2 separate regions of the Mus musculus genome follow, and region 2 is linked to region 1. Evidence: chromatin contacts called from ENCODE POLR2A ChIA-PET data. All regions are on one chromosome and are shown on one strand. Each heading gives the region's core, a stretch centred on a gene start or an enhancer-like site at or near the end of the contact. The rest is flanking DNA. Distances are from core to core; before and after follow the strand shown. Region 1 overlaps Tkt (transketolase). Region 2 overlaps Rft1 (RFT1 homolog).

Evidence for each region. ChIA-PET counts read pairs that join two places held with the same protein, here RNA polymerase II (POLR2A).
Region 2: POLR2A ChIA-PET joins it to region 1 with 10 read pairs in Patski. The contact joins two enhancer-like sites. POLR2A ChIA-PET finds 5 or more read pairs at or near these places in 2 of 5 experiments (Patski and embryonic stem cell).

Annotation. Positions count from the first base shown.
Region 1 is chr14:30,555,156-30,561,945 of GRCm38, forward strand. Tkt (transketolase) reads left to right here. Exons shown (of 14, transcript NM_009388.6): 2 at 3,566-3,683; 3 at 4,597-4,710; 4 at 5,432-5,529. Among named protein-coding and RNA genes, the nearest start is that of Tkt, 9.4 kb to the left of the region's middle. Within about 2 kb of position 4,583, at least 1 of the 3 ENCODE cell types and tissues checked has a DNase peak (open chromatin) inside an H3K27ac peak, as active enhancers do.
Region 2 is chr14:30,666,906-30,673,887 of GRCm38, forward strand. The region is part of intron 6 of Rft1 (RFT1 homolog); the gene reads left to right. Among named protein-coding and RNA genes, the nearest start is that of Rft1, 16 kb to the left of the region's middle. Within about 2 kb of position 4,857, at least 1 of the 3 ENCODE cell types and tissues checked has a DNase peak (open chromatin) inside an H3K27ac peak, as active enhancers do.

The DNA.
Region 1 (6,790 bases), core at 3,333-5,832:
CGTTGTATTTCATTCATCTATTCTATTGATGCATGCAAGGCTTGGTTCCAGATTATTCCTTGCTGTGGGAACATGTAGAGTACATTTGGAGCATATGATTGCACTCCTGTGTATATACCTGTACATTGGCTTGCTGGGTCTTGGGGACTAGGCCTCTCCAACATGTTCATTCTATACAGCCAAGTGCCTCAGGTTTTCTCCTTTTTTTTGTTTTTTTGTTTTTTTGTTTTTTGTTTTTGTTTTCTCCTTGAACAAGTTTGGGTAAATTATATTTCCCCAGAACGTTTTCTGTTTTCAAATCTATTTACATCCAGTAGATCAGAATATTTACCATATACTTGGACCTTAAGTTCTACTTAAAACAACAACAATGCTTCGTGGTGGTGGCATTGTTGTTGTTTTAATCCCAGCATTCAGGAGGCAGAGACAGGCAGATCTCTGAGTTCAAGGCCAGCCTGGTCTACAGAATGAATTTCACAGCCAGGTTTATACAGAGAAACCCTGTCTTAAAATCTAGAAGACAGACAGACAGACAAAAGTTGGCTAGCTTGTCAGTCTCCCAACTGCTTCATTCCCCGTATGCACTAGCCTTTGGGCTAGACGAGTAGTGTGTTATTAGAGGGTTTGCCTTGCTCAGCAGCCTTGGCTCCAATCCTCAGCACCGCTCCTGCAAATAATAACTTAGAAAGGACTAGCTCTTAGCTCTCATTCTTTCTATTAAATATTCGCTTACTGTTTCATGAATTTCTGGGGATTCTATTTCTTAGGTTATGTGTATGGATGTTGTACATGCAGTGATGATAGAAGTCAGAAGAGGGCATTGGATCCCCTGGTGCTGGAGTTGAAGATTGTCAACCTCCATTGTGGGTGCTGGGAATTGAACCTGGGTCCTTCGGAAGAGTCGTCAGTGCTCTTAACCTCTGAGCCATCTGTAGCTCTTGTTTTATTTTGAATCTTTTTTCTGGGCTAGAGTGTTAGCTCATACCTTATGAGCATTAGGACCTGAGAGCCCTCAGAACGCATATGAAGAAGCTGGGTATGGTATCCGCTCATAATTCCATACGCATGAGGCAGGGGTGGGGGCTTCATGGGGTTCAGCAATTTGACTGGTAAGTCCCAGGCCAAGGAGATTGTCTCAGAAATCAACTAAGGTGCACAGTGCCTGAGGAAAGACCACCAATGCTACCTGCATGCATGTATGTACCCCTGTACACGTTGTCACACAGATCTTTTTTTCTGCTCTTTAAACTCAGTCCACTTGATCCAGATAGTAAATGGCTCCTTGGGCCAAGGCAGCATTTTTTAACGAGCAGCCAAGTCTATTTGAAACTTCTGTGTAGCACAAAGAGCCAGGTGGTAGGGTAGATACCCCCACCTCTGCTCAGCCAATGTCTTCAGGTGAACTACAGATAGCACCTGCAGGCATCGGCTCAGGTGGCCAGGACTGCAAGGAGGGTTCAGTCCTTGAAGCCACAGGTCCCTGGGTTTCAGAGTGGCCGTGTCTGTCTCCCTGGTGCTCAGCACTTTACAGCTTCCAGCACCTTCTCTCAATCTTTGGTTCATTCTCTTCTCTTGCATGGAGTGACTCAGGTGAACCAGGGTCCTGGCCTATAGATGAGTCATTGAAGGCCCTAAAAGGTTTGGCAGTGGCCAATCAACATTTGCATTAGCTTTCACTGGGTTACCCAAGCATCTCTTCATAGCATCCCCTTCATAAACAAAGACAGCCCCGGGGAGATGAGTGAGTCATACCTCCCATGTATGTGGCAGCCTGTGCCCACCCCCCCCCCCCATTCAGAAGGCACATAGGGTGTACTTAGTGGATATGAAGACTACATCTGCAGCTGGCCAGATGTGTTACAGGTTGCCTCTTTGGGGCCTAGTTAGGAGAGCTTAAATCAATGGTTTGTTCTATTTATCAATCAACAAGATCTCTCCCTCCATGTGTCCTCTTCGTGAGCCTAGGCATTCCTCTGCCACAAACATCACTGTGCCATATAGTTTCTCTGAGAGTCCTTAGTTGTGGCCATGCAAGTGTCACCCCGCGGTCAGTAGGCAGAGTCCCCACTCCTATTTTGCTGGGCACTTCCTTCCCCACTGAAGCTTCCTCACAACAGCCGAGACATTTCGAATCTCCCCCTCCCCCTCAGATTTTTATTGCATTCACTTTTTTTTTAAGATTTATTTTATTTTCAGTTGTGTGTCTGTGTGTGGGTATATGCATACATGTGTAGGTACCCATGGGGGCCAGAGGGTGTCAGAACCCCTGGAGCTGGGTTAAGGGTACTGGGAGCGGACCTTGGAACTTGTGGAAGAGGGGTATGAGCTCTTAACCGCTGAGTCATCTTGGGGATGAGGCTGGACTCAGGTGGGAAGGGTACTTGGTTTGGGGTGTTCTGCAACTGAGGTTGGTGCTGGGAGCTGGGGACTAGGGTCCCGTGAGACAGGCAAGACTTTCTCGTTCACTTGTCCTCACCTCCCTCTTTTCAGGTGTAGTGTCTTTCCCCCATGACCAGGAGTTCTCATAGAGATGGTTAAGTATGAGGCTACTGTGTGTTGGGAACTAAACCAGCATGGACCATTCTGGACCCCTTTACTAACTCGTCTATGCTGAGAGCGATTTACTCCTAACCTGATGGGGAGCCCCAGAGGGGAGGAGGCCGCTGCTGTGACCCCCCACCCAAGGCTGCATGTGCCCTTGGGCTTCGTGTTGGCATGTTTTAGTGTGAAGCGTCTGGAACAACGACAGCAGGGCCGAGCTGAGCTGCATGTGGGAGAGGCTGACCTTCATAGAGAATGGCTAGGCTGACTCTGGCCCCATTCCCAGGGTAGGGGCCAGGTTAATCAAGCGATCCTGTGAGACCTAAACTAATCTGGTCTCTAGGATATAATCCTTGTGCTTTCTAAAACCATTCAGCTATCAAAACGAGACTCTAAAATAGAGACCCTACCACTCCAGAACTGGAAGGGCAAGTTCTTGCCAGCCCCACCTCTGGCAGGCAGAAGGGATTTTACCTTCAGGATAGGAGCTTGTGTGTTGCATGGTTCTGAGTGCTAGCTTTCAGAGTGGCCATTCAAAACACAACCAGAAAACTAATGTCCGATGTTTTGGGTTTACAAACCAACCTTCCCTTATCCCTCTGCCTATACCGCCAGGGCACCCTGGGGTGGGCAGAATGCTCCTCATAAGCAGGTGAGCTCTGGGCAGTCTCTTTGGGGTGGGCCTCCTTGGTCAGTTGTATTATCCCTCCCCAGTCCTTAGATTCCCTCTAGGAACTCCTAGGTAGAGAGTAAGCTCTACCCTCATACTGGGTACTCTCTGAAAGGCATGGCAGTCCCTGGGACCCATTAGCAACACCAGATCCTAAGCCATCAACAGTGGCCTCCTTTAAACCCATACCGTGTTTCTAAGGAGTGGGAGCATGTGGCTCTCTCTGATGGGCCAGGCCTTTGTGAGTCTCCTCAGAACAGGCATCCTCAGGCCCCTGACACATGCCAGAATGGATGTTGTAGGTCAGGGTCTGGGGCCACAGTGCTCATGTCTGTCTTCTCTCCTTGGCCACAGCCACCCCACATCATGCTGCAGCGCTGCCGAGATCATGGCTGTCCTGTTTTTCCATACCATGCGTTACAAGGCCCTGGATCCCCGAAACCCTCACAATGATCGATTTGTGCTCTCTAAGGTAAGAGCCCTGCCGCCTGCCACACCTACCTGGGGTTGGGCCGGGTAAGGACCCTGGAATTCAGTGTGAGCCCTAGCCCACCTGCTGGTCCTACATCTCCTTTATGTCTTGTGCCGGTCTGGTAATGAACCGGAGCTAAGGAACCAATTCCACTCTTCGGGTAGCCTGGTACATCAGAAAGACTCTTCAAAGCAGGGTACAGGGCAGCAGCGGAACCTGTGCTTCTGCTGGGTGTGTGCTCAGTTTTGATACCGGCAGGCAGCACTCAAATCCAGGTCAGAAGGTCTGGATTCCTTCTTATCTTCTGCCTGAATCCTGTTGTGCTAGCATCCTGGGGACCAAGGCTTGCTCTCCTTATGAGTGACACTCCACTGCAGTTTGGGAGTACAGATACCCTGCCTTTCCTCTTCTAGTAAAAATCACAGCCACAGACCATACCACAATTGCCCCCAAATCCACCTGTCCTCTGGCCTGGCTCGACAGCCTCTCGCTTCCCAGGGCAGGCTGTAGGGCTTAAAACTCCGTCCAAGTATGTTCCATGCCAGAAACGAGGATTAGGGTGGCTGCTGCCTGCTGGAGTGCTGGACTCCCGCGGCTGCACAGCTGTGACCCTGCACCTGTCTGACATGGCGTCTACCCACTTTTGACTGTGGGAACTTTGGGCTGGAAACCAAGAATCTGGAGAGGAATGAAAGGGGAGAAGCCTTCTCTTCTCTGGCTTCCTCATCTGAAATGGATATCCTGGTTGGCCTGCTCGGCCAGACCCCAAGCTCCACGCGTGGTGGGAATGATCCCAGCAGCTCTGCCCATGCGCTGTAGGAATGAACCCAGCGGCCCTGCCCATGCGCTGTAGGAATGATCCCAGCGGCTCTGCCCGTGACCGCCTCCTTGTGCATCCTCCCCACCCCCACAGGGCCATGCAGCTCCCATTTTATATGCAGTCTGGGCTGAAGCTGGCTTCCTACCCGAGGCCGAGCTGCTGAACCTGAGGAAGATCAGCTCTGACTTGGACGGGCATCCTGTCCCGGTAAGTCCCCTGACGGGCAGCCTCCTGGACCCCGGCCTCATCTTCCTGTCCTAGGCGCAAGGGAGAGGAATGAGGCAGGGGAGCCAACTATGATGAGGAGGGAAAGTGAGGGATGGGAGCACGTTGTGTGCTCCCCAGCACGGGGCAAGTTCTTGTACTGACCAAGGATGAACCCCGAGCTTCCCTTACCCCCCCCTCCCCCCACGAGCCCCTGAGCCATGAGTAGGTACTATCACTCAAGAAGAGAGGTCCCTAGAGAGACTTAAAGAGGTGGTACCGTGGGTACAGAGGCACCTAGGCAATGAAGCCGTTTGTACCAAATTGCTCCCAGCACGTGCTGGCACATCGCTGGCACACTGCGATGTCGGTGTTCACTAAGGCCGGATGCTCTCTATCATCTATTATATTTTCTCTATCGCTGACCTCTAGCTTCTGTATGTGGTAAGCTGTGCTTATACACAAGGCCATTAAAGTTCAGAGAGGTTTAGTTTCCAGCCTGACGTCACATAGTTCACTAGGGGACAGGGTTTGGAACTGAACCCACTCCCATAGTGGTTTTGCTGTCTGAATAAGAAGGGCCTTCTTCTGCGGAGAGGGATGCACTCACTGGCTCTGGGTGCGGATGCTGCCCTGACTGACATGGTGGGGGAGGGGAATGTAAGTTGGAAACAAACAGCTCTTTACTGGACCCTTGAATAACTCCGGATCTCTCTTGTGACAGAAACAAGCCTTCACCGATGTGGCCACTGGCTCCCTGGGCCAGGGCCTGGGAGCTGCTTGCGGGATGGCATACACAGGCAAATACTTTGACAAAGCCAGGTAACCCCCGCTCCCTACTTGGTAACGTTGAGAGGGGGGCCTCAGTGGCTCAGGCTGAGCCGGCCCACATTGCCCCCTGGCTGCTCTTCTTGCCTGACTGGGGCTAAGTAAGATAAATACGTTCCGTCTTCTGCTCTCAAAGCCCCGAAGCTGGTGATACAGGCAGCACCTTTTCAGATGAGAGACTTACAGGACAGAGGGAGCCACCCCAGAGTCTGGCTTCCAGGCCAGGTTTGCTCTGAGTACATGAGCTACCACACAGACTCAGTCCAGTGCCTGGACCCTGGCAGTAGCAGAGGAGCCTGCCTCCCACCCCCATGTCTGACTGGCACCAAGAAGCTTGGCCTGGACTCCTTGCCCTTGCATTTGAAGAGGATCAAATTGTGTTCCAGAGGTCTCCGGGGTCCTTGGGTCACCTCCCATTGGCGGGTAAAGAGACTGCAGTGTGTGGGTACAGCCTGGTAGGTAGGTTTAGCTATTCCAGCTAAACCTGGTGGCGGTTTGTAGAACTCCCAGTGCCCTCAGGACAGATTTCAGCCATGTGATCTGCCGTGGACAGGTTGTGTCTCGGAAGCACAGTGTACAGGCTGCTAGGCGTAGCCACTGGTCAGAACAGTACCTCCGGGCCACCATGTGGGAGCGAGGCTGAGTGCTAATTTTCAGCTCGATAATTTTCATCCCTGTGAATGGGAGAGGCGTGAGGATGAAGTAACTAGGGAGAATTCTCACCTAGATCCTCCGGTCTTGCTCGGAGTGTCCAGAAGGCACACCCATAGTCCCCAGGTACCCTGTGGGCAAAGAGCTTCCGAGGAAAACTGGAGGGGACTGGCCCATAGCCAGGGACATCCCACTTCCCTGAAGGCCAACGCCACAGAAGAGTGGCCACAGCCAGGTCCCTCTGAGGACAGGCAGCTGCACGAAGCTTGACTGCTCTCCCTACACACTGGAGAGTACCTACTGTTCGCAGGAAGTTCTTTGCGGGGACAGGGGGGGCTTCAAAGTTAGTCTCTGGGAGAGCCCCAATCCTTCCAGTACCCAGCCTCCAGTCCAGGGTCACTGGGATGACAGCTATTGAGCTTTAGGGCTGGCGTAGCCGCACCCAGAAGTGATTCACTCTGAGGTGATGTGTCTCAGAGAATGAGGTGCATGTTTAAGAACATTTTATCTGGCCTAGAACCATAGATGTGAGTTAATTATTCCCTACAGTTGCTTGAAATAATTCCCCGTGAAGGATCATTTTCTGACCTCAACATAATAGAAC
Region 2 (6,982 bases), core at 3,607-6,106, 110 kb after region 1:
ACAGATTGTATTTATTGAGTGCTTGCCACATACTAGGTCAGGATTTCCAAATCTTAGCACTGGTGATTTTTGCATAGGGCATGCTTGGTTATAGGGACTGTTATGCACCTTGGGGTGTTTAGCATTCCTGGCTCATGATGCCAGTAGGTCTTCCCGCACCAGCCCAGCACTTACAGCACCTCCAGACACTGCCACATCTCCTCAGAGGCTCACCTCTCCCAGTAGAGAAAAACTGCCGGGCTCTGTAATCCTTCACGTGCGTCATCCAGTGCTTCCATCTCTGAAGGCTAACATTTTCACTCTTCCTGCATTAGGGTTAAAGAGCTAAGGCTGAGTTAAGGCTGTACCTGTCCAGGGTGAGGATAGAGCGCAATTAGCAGTCCGCAGGGGATCCAGTGCCCATGTTCCACTCCTGTGTCTTCTCCTCCAACCGTTTTCTTGGATTGACCTCTGGCAGAGACAGTCCAGGATTCTGAGAATGCAGGGATAACCCCCAGTGGTTGTTGTCTCATTTTGGACCTTTTTGAGACAAAGTCTTGCTATTTATCCCATACTGGTCTCAAGCTTGCAATTCTGCCTCAGCCTCCTGAGTGCTGGTATGAAAGATAAGAAAGATAATGTCTGGCTTTGTTTTGTTTTGTTTTGATCTTGGAGTGGGGCAGCATTTCACATGACTACTTTCCCATCAGACCAAAGGAGAAAGCTGGATGCTGGCATGCAGGAGTGAAGCCTCATCATGTTCGACCCCTTTTCCCTCTCTGGCGGTTTGTCTTGCATTTCCCACTCTGATGGGGTCAGTGCTATTGCCAGCCTGGAACCAGAGCCTCTCAGGGGACAGGACACCACGTAGCTGCTTCATGCTGGGCTCCTGTCTTTTTCTCAGCACCTGTTTGCTGGTTTGTTGTTTGTTTCTTTGTAGTAGAAGGGTATCTGCTTCACTTCTCTTTTGTGATTACTTGAGAAGGTAGCAGATCTGTGGGAACAGAGGCTCTGAATTCATGGAGTCCTGTTACACAATGGTAAGGAAGGCCCAGGTATTAGATGTCAGAGCCTGCTGTGTTCTCACTTGTTAGCAAGGAGTGCTCCGTTCTCATCAGCTGGCTCTTAGCAGACCTTAACCCAGGACAGTTTTGGCCACCACTATGTCTCATTTGTGGGTGTAAATGGCTAGGATTCCAAATTAGAGGAGTCTCTCCCACACTAGGGTCTCCCAGTGCCCACTGTGACCTGACCAGCTTTTCATATTGACCAGCCTCTCTGTTCTCCAGCATGTTTTGGAAAGGAGTGTTTGTTGAGTTGTTAATAGTTTCTTTACATGCCCAGTAAGGGTGATAAGGACCTGTTCCTTATAAGGTTTTGAGGGCCTAATGAGATGGAGCCTGTATAGGCTTAACCGTGGCCTGGCACAAGTCGGTATCACCATCTGAAGCAAGGCTAACACCATTGGCAGTGGTGTGAGCACGTTACAGTTTAACTGAGAGTACCTGCACCTGTATCCTTGGGACAGCTGCCCCAATCCTGAAACGGCTGACTCCATGATTGGTGTGATTCAGGTTGCAGATAGCCAGGAAGGGACGTTTCTAGGCCTCAGAGAGTTTCCTCTTGATTTGGGAGGCAACAGGAGTAGAGCTGAAGCCTGCAGACTCTGGCTTTTTGTTTGTTTGGTTTTGTGTTTTTGCTTGTTTGTTCTTTTGCCTGGCCAAGTGCTACCTCTTGAGCTCAGACAGTCTTTTCTCATCGTCTGAGTTGGTTGGGACTGTAGACTGCAACTACAGACTCTATTTTTAAAGTGAAACCATTGGCTTCTATGGCTCATGTAACTCCTCTGAAGACGTCAGGAGCTCCGTGAAGCTGTTTGTATTTTGAAAAGAACCATGTAAGATGATCGTGATAGCACAGGCCTCTAAGCCCAGCTACTCTAGAAGCAGAGGCTGGTGGCTAAGAGTCCATGGAGTTCCTGGGCTGTCTGGGGAGCTCAGGACTGCCTGACAGCTTAGAAAGACTCTGCCCCAAGGTTAAAATCAGGAAAAAGTCTGAGGATATAGTAATGTCTGTAAGACCCTGCTCTCGTCTCCATTTTACAGATGCGAGAGCTGGTGCTCAGAGGAGTTAAGTGACTAAACCCCAAACCAGACAGCTTGTTTTGGATCCTCTTCCTTGTAATTGCTTTCTATGGACCATGTTAGGTCTGTGTGGTTAACCAGTCTTCCAAAAGAGTTGGGCTTATTGACCATGCTAGTTTTTTATTTACTTAAAGATTGGGAAGTTCCAGGTAGAAAACTTACTCAGGCTTGTTATTTCTAAAGGGGTAAAGAGAGGAAGGGGTCTTAGGCCAGGTGTAGTGGTGTGTGCATTTAATCCCAACATTTGGGAGGCAGGTAGATCTCTCTAAGTTCAAGGAGGACCAGCCTGGTCTGCATAGTGAGTCTCCACCCCCAAAACAACAACAAAACAAAGAACAAGAAGAGAATAGCCTGCATTCAGCTCTCCCACAAGCGGCATACCTGCGTGGCTCCTTGGAGCAGCTCCTCGGTAAAACTGCTTACAATCATCTGCAAGAAAGATCAGCTGGACCAAATGTTTCGGTTTCCTTTCCTAGTCTTTTAGAATTACGGGTTTTTTATAGGTATTCATTTGGATTTATAATAAGCTAATGGTACCTCAAATGATGACCACTGTTTATATTCTTTGGCATGTCTGAGTAACTTGAAATATTTAAGTAGAGCTGCAGCGTTCACCACAGCAAGCGTGTGTTCCACATGAGTCCATGCTGAATTGCTGTGGTGGAGACCCGAGACACTCGCCAACCACACTGCAAGACTGCGTTTAGTGCCATCAGAGCAGACGGTCAGGGTGGATGGAGAAGTCTGTCTGGGATCTTTTAGGAAGGCTTCCTAGAGGAAGCTGCCTTTGAGCTGGAGCTGAACATGGGTGGGCAGAAGTGAACAGTGATGTGTGGTGATGCATGGAGCCACAGGAAGGAAACAGATGTGCTCAGGCCTGCTCTGTGCCCCTTGCTGGGTTGGGATTGAAATATGGGGATAGTGGGGGGATTGAGTAGACCAGTCAAGGAGAGGAAAAGAAGGGTGGGTGGAGCTTATGAAGGGAGGTGGACATGGCATGTGGCTCTCAGCAAGTGGCAATGACTTCAGTAGAGTGGAGTGTGAACTTGTTGGAGCAGTAGAACTTACAGGTGGTTTGGTTTGCTTTTAGAATGCAAAAAGATTTGCCATTTTTAATTTTTAAAAATTAAATTTGTTCTTCAACAATTTTGTACATGTATAGTACTTTACTGAAAGGCTTTCCCTGTCCCAGGTTCCTACTACCCTCGTCCACCCTGCCATTTCCTACAGACCTCTTTCTCATTTCATGACTCAAATGGCCACATTCTCAGTCCCAACCCTGAGTGCCCCGTCCACCCTGGGTGTCTGCTCCAAGGACACCAAATGATGCAGTGTGGTTGGCGAGTGTCTCAGGTCTCCACCACAGCAATTCGGCATGGACTCACACTGAAGACACGCTGGCTCTGGTGGACTCCGCAGCTTCATTTTATTTTGTGACTCACTGAGTTTAGCAGGGGTGAGGGCAGGGGCTTCTGTGTGGCTGTGGGTTTGGAGTTATCATTGGAACCAGGTGGGCATATGATTGCAGACAATGGTTCTCCTTCTCCCAGAATCTAACAGGGCCTAAGGTAAGCCAAGCTAGCCTTTAACTATGTAGCTGAGGATGCCCTTGAACTTATGAATCTCTTGTCCCTACTTCCTGAGTGCTGGGTTACAAGCCTGGGCTGTCACACACATCTGAAGGTTTTGAATGGTGCCATGTAGAGGAGCCTCGTGGTATCTTGTTTTTCTGTCATTCAGTCCCCTACCAGCTCCATCAAATAGGATTTGTCTCTTTTAAGACAGGGTCTCACCATGGAGCTGGCTAGGCTCTTAGTCCCTCCTGCTTCAGAGTTTGAGCGCTCTTACTACAGGCATGTGTCACCATGTCTAGGGGATCTTAAATATGAGGTATAATGTAATCTCATTTTGCAGATGATAAACCAAGACTTAGCAAAGTTAACTATCTTGCCTATGGCCGTTGGGCTAAGTCAAGAAGCAGTTTAAGCCCTAGACTCTAAGCTTGATGCCAAAGTCTAAACCTACAGTAAAAGGACGCACTAGGCAAGTTGTAAGTGAGACATCTCTGTGGGAGACACGAAGTGATGAGGATGGTCCTGAGGTGGGCAAGTCTGGGGCCATCGGTGGCCTGTAAGGACTGGGGTAGGAAGAGAAAGGGGGAAGGAGAGTGCTGTATGGGTGGTGGAGGCGATGGGCTGTGGCCTCCACTTCTCAATGACTTGTCAGTGTGGGAGGCACACGGCTGATCATCCTGAGTCACAGAGTTTGGGAAGGGAATGGTGACTCAGCAGGATGAGCCTGGTTCCTTCTCAGCCTTCCCTACAGTTACTGCCGATCCATCACCTTTCACCTCCCAAGCCTCAGTGTTCCCGTTAAGCACAGTAAGGCTCTAGAAGGTCTGCTTAGGAACAGGGTGCAATCGCACCAACCCAGCTTTGTAAACCAGTCTCCTTCACCATCCCAGCAAGACCCCTTCTGAATAGAAGGGTACAAGTCCCCAGAAGTTGCTTCTTTTCTACCCGTCAGTGGCCTGAGAACCAGAGCCCCAAAGTGGACTTCCTGTGAATGTGTCCTTAATGAGCACTTCGGCTGTTGTAAGCAGTGTGGCCATCGACACTGAAGCATTAGGAGAGGAAGTCCTTTTATAAGCTTCCAGATTAGAGTCGCTCTCCCAAGGACTTTCTCTTTAGAAAGCTGAATTATTTCCCCAAACACATTTACTACTTACTGGCAGGCAGGCAGGCAGGCAGGCTTCAATAGGAGCATAATGGAGTCTGGGCAACTGGCTCAGACCTCTAATCCCAGCAATGAGTGCGAGGAGGAAGAATACTTGCAGATTTTTGCGGCCTGCCAGGGCTACCTAAGTGAGACTGTCTTGGCGAGACACACACACACACACACACACACACACACACACACACACACACACACACACACACACGACCCCAGAGCCAGTGGGCGGCAAATTTCAACTTTTCATTTCCTTTGAAAACAGCACAGATCCCTCAGGGGACTGTGCCAGTACAGGGGGATGTGAAAGAGATCTATCTATGCCTTCACTTCTCCAGAGCGGCCCAGGGACAGATCTGTCTGAGTATTCCTGGTCCACAGTGCCCTCTTGTGGTGATGTCTGGCAGCTCTTGTTCTGGGGAAAAGCAATGGTTGGGCAGTGTTAAGCTCAATGTCTTCTGCCTGGAGAAGGCTTACTTCAGGGCTAGAGATGCCTTGGCACCTGCTCAGAGCTCACTGACTTCCCGCAGACAGTGCAGTCTGGGAGGACTCAGGCCTGCATTCTTCTAGTCTATAAGAAAAGAGAAGAGGAGTCAGGGCTGAGAGGAGCCCTGCGTTCTCAGAGGTGCTCAGGTCGTCTAACCTGAGCTGCATGTGACTGTGAGCATTTTGGAATAATTAGAATTGAGGCGATAGTAAGGTTAGAATACACACTGCAGTTTAAAGGTTAGAGTAGAAAAAGTAACGTGAAATGCTGCCTAATTCTTCATATTCAGCACACGGCAAAAGTGGTATTTTGAGTTAGTATACTAACACTGGGAAGCAGGATGTGATGGTGTGCCTATAATTCTAGCACTAGGTAGGTGTGCAGGCGGATCAGGAGTTCAGCGTTATCCTCAGCTTAGCTGCAGACTGAGTTCAAGGCCACATGGGCCACATAAGACCCTACCTTAAAAATAGGAACAGGCTAGCTCATCTGTTAAGGTTTTTGCCTGGTTTCAATTTCCAGCATCCTATGAACCAGGTATGGTAGTGTGGACTGTGATCCTAGCACTGGGAGCTTGAGGCAAGAGGATAGGGTGTTCAAAGTCATCCTTAGCAAATCAAGTGGCTCAGCTGGTAAAGTTGCTCTTGCCAAACAAACTTGGTAACCTGAATTCAAACCCTGAAATCCATGTAAACAGAGGAGGAAAAAACTGGTTCTACAAAGGTGTCCCCTGACCGCCACACAGGTACTGTGGCATGCATACCTACCTGCCTGTATTGTGTGCACACACATACACACACACACACACACACACACACACACCATTTTGTTTTGTTTTAGCCAGACTTTTAGCTACTTTATAGGCTCTTATTTCTATCACCCTTCTCTCCCCTTATCCCTTCCAACCCCCAACACTAAGTTGTAGAGGAAGGCTAGAGAGGAGAGGGAGCATCGGTATTGTTAGACGACCTCCTGTTGTTTAGGGTGTCAAGGTCCTTGGGCAATTTGGATGTTTGTCAGAATATCTCCAGCCAGCAGCAGAGGAGTAGTGGCTGCCTTACCTGTCTCAGGGATCTAGCGTTTTTATATTCTCTCAAGAGCCTTCAGCATCCTGTCATATACTTGCAGAAACTATCTGCAGTTGGCAGGATCACAGCCCTGCCAGAGCACGAGGCAAATCATAGTCTGCCGCTATGGACAGTCTAAAGCAGCCCCATATCCCATGCCTGGAATTAAAATAAAAACATATTCCTATAACATTTCTATGTTTTTAAAGAAACCAAAATTCTCACTACAAGTTTTAATTAGCTAGGTGTGGTGTTGTATATTTGTAATCTCAGTAGGCCGAGGTAGGAGGGTCATAAATAAAACCAGCCTGGTTACATAGTATAACGACTAATATTGATTATCAACCCAACAGGAACTAGAATCATATGGGAAAGGAGCCTCTGGGCGTGTCTAGGTTAGGTGAGTTGGGATGGGAAGGCCCAACGAGCTGGGATCTGGAAGTTTCCGTCCATGGTCAGTTGGTCCTGAGGCTCTGGGCCCGTGTCAGGGTAGCACACTGTGGCAGAAGTGCATGGCTGAACAAAACAGTTTTCCTCCTGACAAGGAAGGGAAAGAAGAGAAGGGGCTGGGGTCC